2 separate regions of the Mus musculus genome follow, and region 2 is linked to region 1. Evidence: chromatin loops called from intact Hi-C (ENCODE). Cell type or tissue: gastrocnemius. All regions are shown on one strand. Links, peaks and the distances in the headings refer to the core of each region. The heading gives the core; the rest is flanking DNA. Region 1 overlaps Stk4 (serine/threonine kinase 4). Region 2 has its middle 5.3 kb from the start of Mir7678.

Region 1 (4,396 bases), core at 121-4,120:
AACTAAAATCAGTGTTTGCTGGCCCTAACCTGTGATACCACAACCTGGCAGGCTGAAGCAAGAGGATTGCCATGAGTCTAAGGCTAGCCTGGGTTAGAGTGAAACCCTGCCTCAAAAATGCAGAAGCAAACAAGCAAACAAACAAGCAAACACCCCTAAAAACTAAAGCCAGAACTATCACATGATCCACCCTGCGTCCACTTCTGGGTATATACCTAGGAGGCGTATATCACGCCTTGTACATCAGCACTTACTGCTGCACCATCCATGCCAGCCCAGATAAGAGCCAGCCAGGCATCCAGAACCAGAACCAACACAAGCATAGATACAAAACATGGAGGAATGAAGCTAGGCATTTGTGGGGACAGACTGACTGTCGGGCCAATGAGTCGGCCTCAGAAGGACAGATACGGAGATGCAGGAAGGACTTTAGAGCAAGAGTGTAACCTAGAGGACCTGATGGGATGAAAGAGGGGAAGGCAAAAAGAGGACTACTTGGTGGGGAGGGGGAGGGGGAGCAGCCAGAGTGGAAGGGAAGAAGGGAGCACAACAAAGGGGGGACAGAACCAAGGAGAAGGGTGCATGTGTGACAATCTCACACTAGGACCTGCAGGACTGCTCAGTGGGCAAAGGGGCTGGCTGCCATGCCTGGAGACCTGAGTTCCCATCCCAGAACACACATGGTAAATGAGAGACTACTCCCTTCATTTGTCCTCTGACTGCACAAGTGCTGCATACACATATAAACACAATTTTTTTTAAAAAAAAAGAAAATATCACAGTAGATTGCATTTCTTTGTATACTAACCAAAAATTAATTTTTAAAGAAATAGAAGAAAAAAAAACTTTAAAAAAATCATTAGTCATGTTTGTAGAATGGCAGGGGACCAAATAGTTATTTTGGAAAAATAGCAAATAAAGGGGAAAGTCTAACATAAATTCTGTCTTTCCTACATCAATTACAGCTGGGAATATCTCCATCATTGATGGAATGTTTGCTGTTTGAGGACCTTCATATGATAAATGGAGAAGTGGTCAGATATCACCATCTTGTATCTTTGAGTTAAATGGCACTTAGGCAACTGTCAACCCCCAGAGGAAGAACACATATGTACTATGAGATGTCTCTGCCAAAATGCTGAAGGCTCGATAGCCCCAGCTGCAGTTCCTCAGTTCTAGCCCATGGCGTTGTCTCTCAGCATCTCTGTAAGGTCAAACCATCTCTCTAGTCCTAAGACCTCACCTGCCTGCCTTCACTGTGCTGACACTTGGACTGGGGGCACAAATCAAGGATTGGAGGTATGAGTGCTAATCTTACTATCAGTCAATAAACGAGACCACGCAAGCATTACCAGTTACTCTGTTCTTCATGGTTACAAACTACAGTTAAAAGATAAAATAACATGCCTCAAAAAAAAAAAAAAATTACAACCCATTCCTTCCGGATATTCTCAGATGAAGTGGGGAAAGTATTAATTTAATTACAGTAAAGCAGCACCCAGGATGAAATGGGAGGGTTTGTAACTAAAATCAATGGCTGTCTTAAGGAAAGCACTTGCACAATCGAGCTGGGAGCTCAATCGGCTGCTTTTTCCATGGAACATCAATTGCACTTGAAGAAACATTAACAAACTGTGGTTAGGCAGACTCGGGCACTGGCAGACATTTCCTTTAAAAATGAAAAAGTGAGTCTGGTGCTTAAAACAGCTGACAGTGTTTGCTGCCAACGGTAATTTCAAGCAAAACTTAGCCTGATTCTGCCACAGTGAGTCTGACAGCTCCCCCTACAGACGCTCCGTGCTGAGACTGGTTACAGTGGCAAGGAGTGCAATCTTCGTACGCTGTATAATAAAATGCCAACGCTTTGGCAGGTCTCCGTGACTCACTAAACCAATGATTTCCAGATGACCAAGCCACGGTGTCATAAAGCCTGCAAACCTTCTATGCAAACGCAGATGGTTTCCATAGGCGTACGGGAGCTCACTGAGTCTCAGATTCTATAGCTTACCTTTAAGGGACCACCACTGATGGGGCGGAAGAGCTGGCTCAGCAGCCAGAAGCACTTGTGGGTCTTTCAGAGGACCCAAGTTCAAGTCCCAGCACCAAAGTCAAGCAGTTCACAACCACCTGTAATTCCAGGTCCTGAAGACCCAACACCCTCTCCTACCTCTGCCTACGCCTGCACCCGCAATCACATACGTACACACATACACATATGCGTGGAACTAAAAATAAAAAATCTCTTTCAAAAGTAAAAAAATCCCGCATACACAGTTGAAGAAAAATATCTGCAAGCTATTAAGCAAAAATATCTGAACAAGCTACTGAGGTCCACCTCCCTCTTCCAATGGCACAGCTTTGTTTGGCCCAACATTCTTCACACAGAACAACGTCTGACAGACTGAATGCCAATGCTCATATAGTAATCTAGCTGTCTCCCACTCACACGGATTTGAAAACAAGCTCACACTGTCACTGGGACACATTTTTGTTATAGAATGGAATATTATTTTTTCATAAAAAAACTTTATTAATGCATAACAAATTTACCACTATTTTAAATGAACCAATAAGTCATTTTATTCTGCTTTAGAATAAGAAGAGATTCTTAAAATTGGGGTTTGGGGGTAGAGGGTACTTCAAATTAAGGGCCTTGCCTCTGCTAAGCAAGGGGGCTAAAACTGAGGTTTAATCTTATCTGTTTTAGTTTCGAATTTTGTCAAGTATTAACAGATACAACCCACACAACATTTCAGGAGTGAGGTAGAAGCCTAGTGTATTGGGAATTCCATGAAATCTACACGGGTGACACTAGAGCAGACTCCTAGAGTGGACATGGATTCTCTGTTACCTGGCAAAGTCCCCAATGGAGGGACTGGGACACCAACCTACAGTTTGTCATGCCTGCAGGATGTGCTGGGGCAGGAGCCTAGCATAATCATCATCAATGAAACCAGAGACTTCATGCAGCAACTGATGGGAGCGGATGCAGGATCCCACAGCCGCACATTAGATGGAGCTGGGGAAGGGGGGGAGGACTGGAGGAGCCAGAGGGATCAAGGACACTGTAACAACTGAGAACCACAGAACCAATGAGAGAGACCCAAGTGAGCTCACCGACATCAGGGAGCCTGAATGGCTCTGACCTAGGTCCTTAGCATATATGCTGTAGTTGTGTAGCTTGGTGTTATTGTGGGAGCCCTAACAGTGAGAGCCAGGCTGTCTGACTCTCTTGCCTGCCTTTGGGACCCTTTTTTCCTACTGGGTTGCCTTATCCAGCTTTGACTTGAGAATATGTGCCTGGTCTTACTGTAGCTTGTTATGCCATATTTGGTCCATGTCCCTGGAAGGGAGGGGAGGGGAAGGGAGGGGAGGAGGATGGGGTGGATCCCGGGAGAGTTGGGAAGTGGGGGGTTGGAGAGAGGAGGGAGGAAAAACTGCACACACATGTGCAGTATATATATATATATATATATATATATATATATATATATATATATATATGTGATCAGTCTATCAAATCTATTCATTTAGAGAACCCCAATTAATACAGCAACCAAATGCCACACAATAATCTTGTTGGGGTTCTAAAACAAACTTTGAAAGGCATTATTGGAGAAAACTAAACAGTAAATAGTACTTTATGACATTAAATAAATATTGTTTTTAATTTTAAAGGTATCTTGAGTTACTGTATTAAAGGAGTCTTTAAATCTTTTTATATAAAGATCTTCTATTATTCTTACACACACATACACACATCTGTAAAATATTTAGAGATAATATAATATATACCTGCCTTGATTTACTTGACACAAGCCAAGGATGAGAGATGGAGAATGGGGGATGAAGGGCTCAACAAGAGTAAACTGGCTGCTGTAACTAGATCATGACAGTACTCACTAGATTTTATCTTACCTCAGAGACTGGTGTGTTTAAGAAAATGAGCTAACTTTTAAAATTCTTTCTGAAGAAGGTAGAAAATAAGCTCAAACACAATGCTTTAGAATATTCTTTGATCTCCATAAAACAGCAGATAAAGGCTTAAATTGCACATTACCTGGGTTCCCAGAAAACACCACAATGTGCCTTTGACAGTATTAAGTACGGATACCCAAAGCATCTCTGCCACAAAGTCACTGAGACAATGCTAAGTCTCGCTCCCAGCCAGTGTCTGATTTCTAAGGCGTATACAGAGTTAAAGCAAACTGTGAAACTTGATGAAGACCCGGTGAGCGACAATCCTGTAAAGTCTCCCATAAAACCCCAGAGAAATCTCAATTCACCATCAGGGTCAGTGCCCTGATCTAGATAAAAATGGCTAAGCTAAAGTTTCAAAACATCCTTGGGGAAAACTCAGGACTAAAATTTATCTTCCTATTCTACAAATAGCCAA
Region 2 (4,396 bases), core at 121-4,120, 220 kb before region 1:
GTCAGGCTGGTGCCTACGTGGAGCCTTTAACTGTATATTCCAGTGTCTTCAGTGTGAGCAGGCAACCAAAAGAGGAATACAAACACCAGCCCAGCCACAAAACCTTTGACCTACAATCCATCCCTGGGGTAGGCGTAGGAGTAAATGGTTTTGCACGGAGTAAGGATTATCCCTGCGTTATCCAGGGGTCATTTCTCTGTGCTCACATCTTGTTTCAATCCGGACACGGCGTTGTAGTGCTTAGGTCAAGAATCTCCCTACTCAAGTTTGTGTAAACAATTCTTACCGTTTATTCTCTGCCTTGTCAGTGGGCAGAGGAGAGAATGGCGTGGAAAGTTCCATCAGCCAGAAAAGGAGAGAGAGCGAGCGAGGGAGATTCAAGTCGGCCACGGGGAGAAGGTCCGAGGAGACACCGTGGGAAGAAACATCTGAAGCGGAGGGAGCCAGAACAATATTAACATATCATGGGACCGGAGCCGGGAGGTAACCAGATTAGCATAAGGGGTTAAGGTAGATCATTAAACTGCTGAGGTATTGCCGTGACGCTTGAAATACATCTTGGTTTCTCTGTGTGGTTATTGGGGACTAGCAAAGGTAAAGAAATACAGCTGCTGGTTTAATTCACTGATTACACTTGTATTAAAACGATACATTTTACAGATAGTATTTAATTTTAAAGGCCACAGACCTTTGTCTTTTTCTCTCATACTGATGGACACTTATCTTGATCCCGTGCCTCCTGCTGTAATAAATACGTGTGTATTCAGCTCTTCTCCACACTGACTTTGTATCAGTTTCCACACATACAGAAAGCGAGGATCACTGGACTTTATGATAGCTCGATTTTTAACTTTTATTTTTATTTTTTTGAGTATGTGAACAATGGGTGCTCTTTCTTCCTTCCTTCCTTCCTTCCTTCCTTCCTTCCTTCCTTCCTTCCTCCCTCCCTCCCTCCCTCCCTCCCTCCCTCCCTCCCTCCCTCCCTCCCTCTCTCTCTCTCTCTCTTTCTTTCTTTCTTTCTTTCTTTCTTTCTTCCTTTCTTTCGAAACAGAGTCTCACTCTGCACCCCAGGCTGGCATGGGACTCGAACTCATGAAGATTTATATGTTTCTGCCTCTCAAGTGCTGTGATTACAGGAGTGTGCCTGCCCATCTGACTTTGTGTGGTTTCGACTTTTGGACAGCTCTGAATAAAGTTTTCCAAACCAGGCATAGCGATTTACATCTTCATCAGTGCCATGCTCGGGGTTGCTGTATTTCCCACATCCTTACCAATGTTTGGCTCGTCGTTTTGCCAGCAGTCACTCCCATGGATGTGCAGTGGGGCTGGTGTTCTACTCTGCGAACCCATAGCCATTAGTGCCAGTGGATACTTTCTTCATAGATTTGCTGACCATTTATATATCTTTCTTGGAAATATACACGATCAGATATCTTGTTTATGTTTAACTTTTGTTGAGGGAAGGGAAAGGAAGGGTTTATTCTGCTTACATGTCTTGGTTCATAGTTCATCACAAAGGGAAGCCAGGACAGAAACCCAAAGCAGGGAAGTAGGGACTGAAGCAGAGATCATGGAGGAATGATGCTTACTGGCTTGTTCTCCATGGTTTTCTCAGCTTGGCTTTTTCAACAATCAAGGTCCAGCTGTCCAAGGGTGGCGCCTTCCACAGTGACCTGGGCCCTCCCACATCGATCATGAATCAATAAAGTATTCCACAGACTTGCCAATAAGATAGAGGCATCTTCTCGATTGGAGTTTTTCTCTTCCCATGTGGCTCTATGTTGTTCCAAGTTAACAGAAAATGGACCCTTTGTCAAATTGATGTGCAGACACATCACTGTTAAACCATAACCTTTCCTTTCTTGCTTATGCCCAAGTTCTCGTGTTAATAATATTACATTGTATATTACATTTTAAAATACAGTCCCAAACCAGGCTGTTTCGGTCGGCCCGCAACAACTGTTGAGTCATTTAAATTGTTCATGTGCTTGAATATCAACCTCTCATTGGATATATGATTTATAAATATTTTCTCTCTGTTGCTGTATAGGCCTCAGACTGTAAATTTAAGTGTGGCCAGCAGAGGGCTCCATTGTGCAAAGAAGGACCAGTACTTGGGTGAAGATGGCTCTGCTTAACATCAGGCTCTTTATCCATACAGGCTCAGCAACAGAGTTAACCATGTATGGGAATGGGTCCATAGGTTACACTGACCCATTTACCTCAATGGCCAAAACTGGTAGTGCCCAACTTTTGAGTACCTTAGTAAAGGAATTACTCTAAAATTTTCTTTCTTTCTTTCTTTCTTTCTTTCTTTCTTTCTTTCTTTCTTTCTTTCTTTCTTCCTTCCTTCCTTCCTTCCTTCCTTCCTTTCCCTTTTTAACAATTTTTAAAATGTTATATTATTTGCTATTTCCTTTCATACTTATGTTTAATCTTGCTCACACTTTTCATTAATGGGCAATATTGTGACTCTACCTCACTGTTTTATTTGGTCTTATTTTCTTTCTTTTCTTTCTTTCTCTCTCTCTCCCTCCCTCCCTCCCTCCCTCCCTCCCTCCCTCCCTCTTTCTTTCTTTCTTTCTTTCTTTCTTTCTTTCTTTCTTTCTTTCTTTCTTTCTTTCTTTCTTATTAGATATTTTCTTTATATACATTTCAAATGTTATCCCGAAAGTTCCCTATACCCTCCCTCCACCCTGCTCCCCTACCCATCCACTCCCACTTCTTGGCCCTGGCGTTCCCCTGTACTGGGGCATATAAAGTTTGCAATACCAAGGGGTCTCTTTTCCCAGTGATGGCCGACTAGGACATCTTCTGCTACATATGCAGTTAGAGATACGAGCTCTGGGGGTACTGGTTAGTTCATATTGTTGTTCCACCTATAGGGATGCAGACCCCTTCAGCTCCTTGGGTGCTTTCTCCAGGTTCTCCATTGGGGGCCCTGTGTTCCATCTTATAGATGACTGTGAGCATCCACTTCTGTATTTGCCAGGCACTGGCATAGCCTTATATGAGACAGCTATAACAGGGTCCCTTCAGCAAAATCTTTCTGGCATATGCAATAGTGTTTGGGTTTGGTGGCTGATTATGGGATGGATCCCCAGGTAGGGTAGTCTCTGGATAGTCCATCCTTTCGTCTTAGCTCCAAACTTTGTCTCTGTAACTCCTTTCATGGGTATTTTGTTCCCTATTCTAAGGAGGAATGAAGTATCCACCCATTGGTCTTCCCTCTTCTTGATTTTCTTGTGTTTTCCAAATTGTATCTTGGGTGTTCTATGTTTCTGGGCTGTTTTTATTTTCATGTTGCAAGTGTTTCATCTGCATGTATATAAGTGCACTGCTTGTGTCCAATATCTATAGAGGCCAGAAGAGGGTGCCAAAATACCTAAAACTGGAGTTACAGGTGGCTGTGAGCTGTCATTTACTCTCTCTCAATCTCTCTCTCTCTCTCTCTCTCTCTCTCTCTCTCTCTCTCTCTGTGTGTGTGTGTGTGTGTAAGAGAACCTGGTTTTTCTGTAAGTGGAGGGAGTGCTCTTAACTGCTGAGAGCCCCCTTTCTACTGAGACAGATCTCACTGTATATCTCTGGCTAGCCTAGAACTTGCTATGTAGACCACATGGCCTTGAACTCATACAGATCCACCTTCTGAGAATAAAGGCCAGTGCCCCTATATTTGGCTTTTTCACTGGTCTTTAAAAATTAAGTAGTCCTGTTTTATTTTTTTCTTGTCTTGTCTTTTCTCTTCTTCCTCTTCCACCACCTCCTCCTCCTCTTCTCCCCCCTCTTCCTTCTTCTGTTTTTTTGGGACAGGGTATCTCTGTGTTGCCCTGGCTGTCTTGGAATTCACAGGCCAGGCTCCCGTTTGTATTTATTTCCTTCTCACATCTATCTAATTTTGTTTTTTAAAAGTTTTTTCATTATTTGGGTTTTCTTTTTATTAAATGTTTTTTAATTGAAATAGAATTGTATCACTTCTCCCTCCCTTTTCTCTCTCAAGCTCATCTCAGTCACCCGCCCTGAACGCTTCCCAGGCTTCTCACCTTCCAATTGATATCCTCTTTATCTTTGACTATACTCATCACACACAGGCACACACATACCCAAAATATATACATGTGTATGTACAAATATGTGAGTCATGTGGTCACCCATGGATTCCAGTCAAACCAGCAATTGTTGGCCCATTAAAATGTATTATTTATAAGGGCCAACTGTTATTTGGATGTATAGCTATAAGTCATTAAAGGAATCAGATAATTTGTTTATAAGTCTATTGTTTTCAGATAAAGCAGAGCTAGTAAAATTTGTTAGAGTCCAGTCCCCCCTCTCTCTCTATAATATATAACATATATAATACATAAATATATAGTGCTGAGTTAATCTGTTGATTGGGTGA

Evidence for each region. Hi-C counts contacts between places; a loop is a spot of excess contacts. Peaks named below come from ENCODE experiments on the same cell type or tissue, not always from the same donor. Only the 100,000 strongest peaks of a DNase experiment are listed, where the experiment ranks them.
Region 2: it touches region 1 in a loop (5-fold over the local background); 16 of 42 quality-filtered maps call a loop at or near these places.

The regions. Positions count from the first base shown.
Region 1 is chr2:164,124,179-164,128,574 of GRCm38, reverse strand. All of the region lies in intron 10 of Stk4 (serine/threonine kinase 4), which reads right to left. Among named protein-coding and RNA genes, the nearest start is that of Kcns1, 45 kb to the left of the region's middle. In gastrocnemius, for the core only: a CTCF peak has its summit at 1,783; a DNase peak (open chromatin) is centred at 1,786; H3K27ac peaks cover 229 bases.
Region 2 is chr2:164,346,879-164,351,274 of GRCm38, reverse strand. No RefSeq gene overlaps it. Among named protein-coding and RNA genes, the nearest start is that of Mir7678, 5.3 kb to the left of the region's middle. In gastrocnemius, for the core only: a CTCF peak has its summit at 2,085 (motif pointing right); a DNase peak (open chromatin) is centred at 2,064.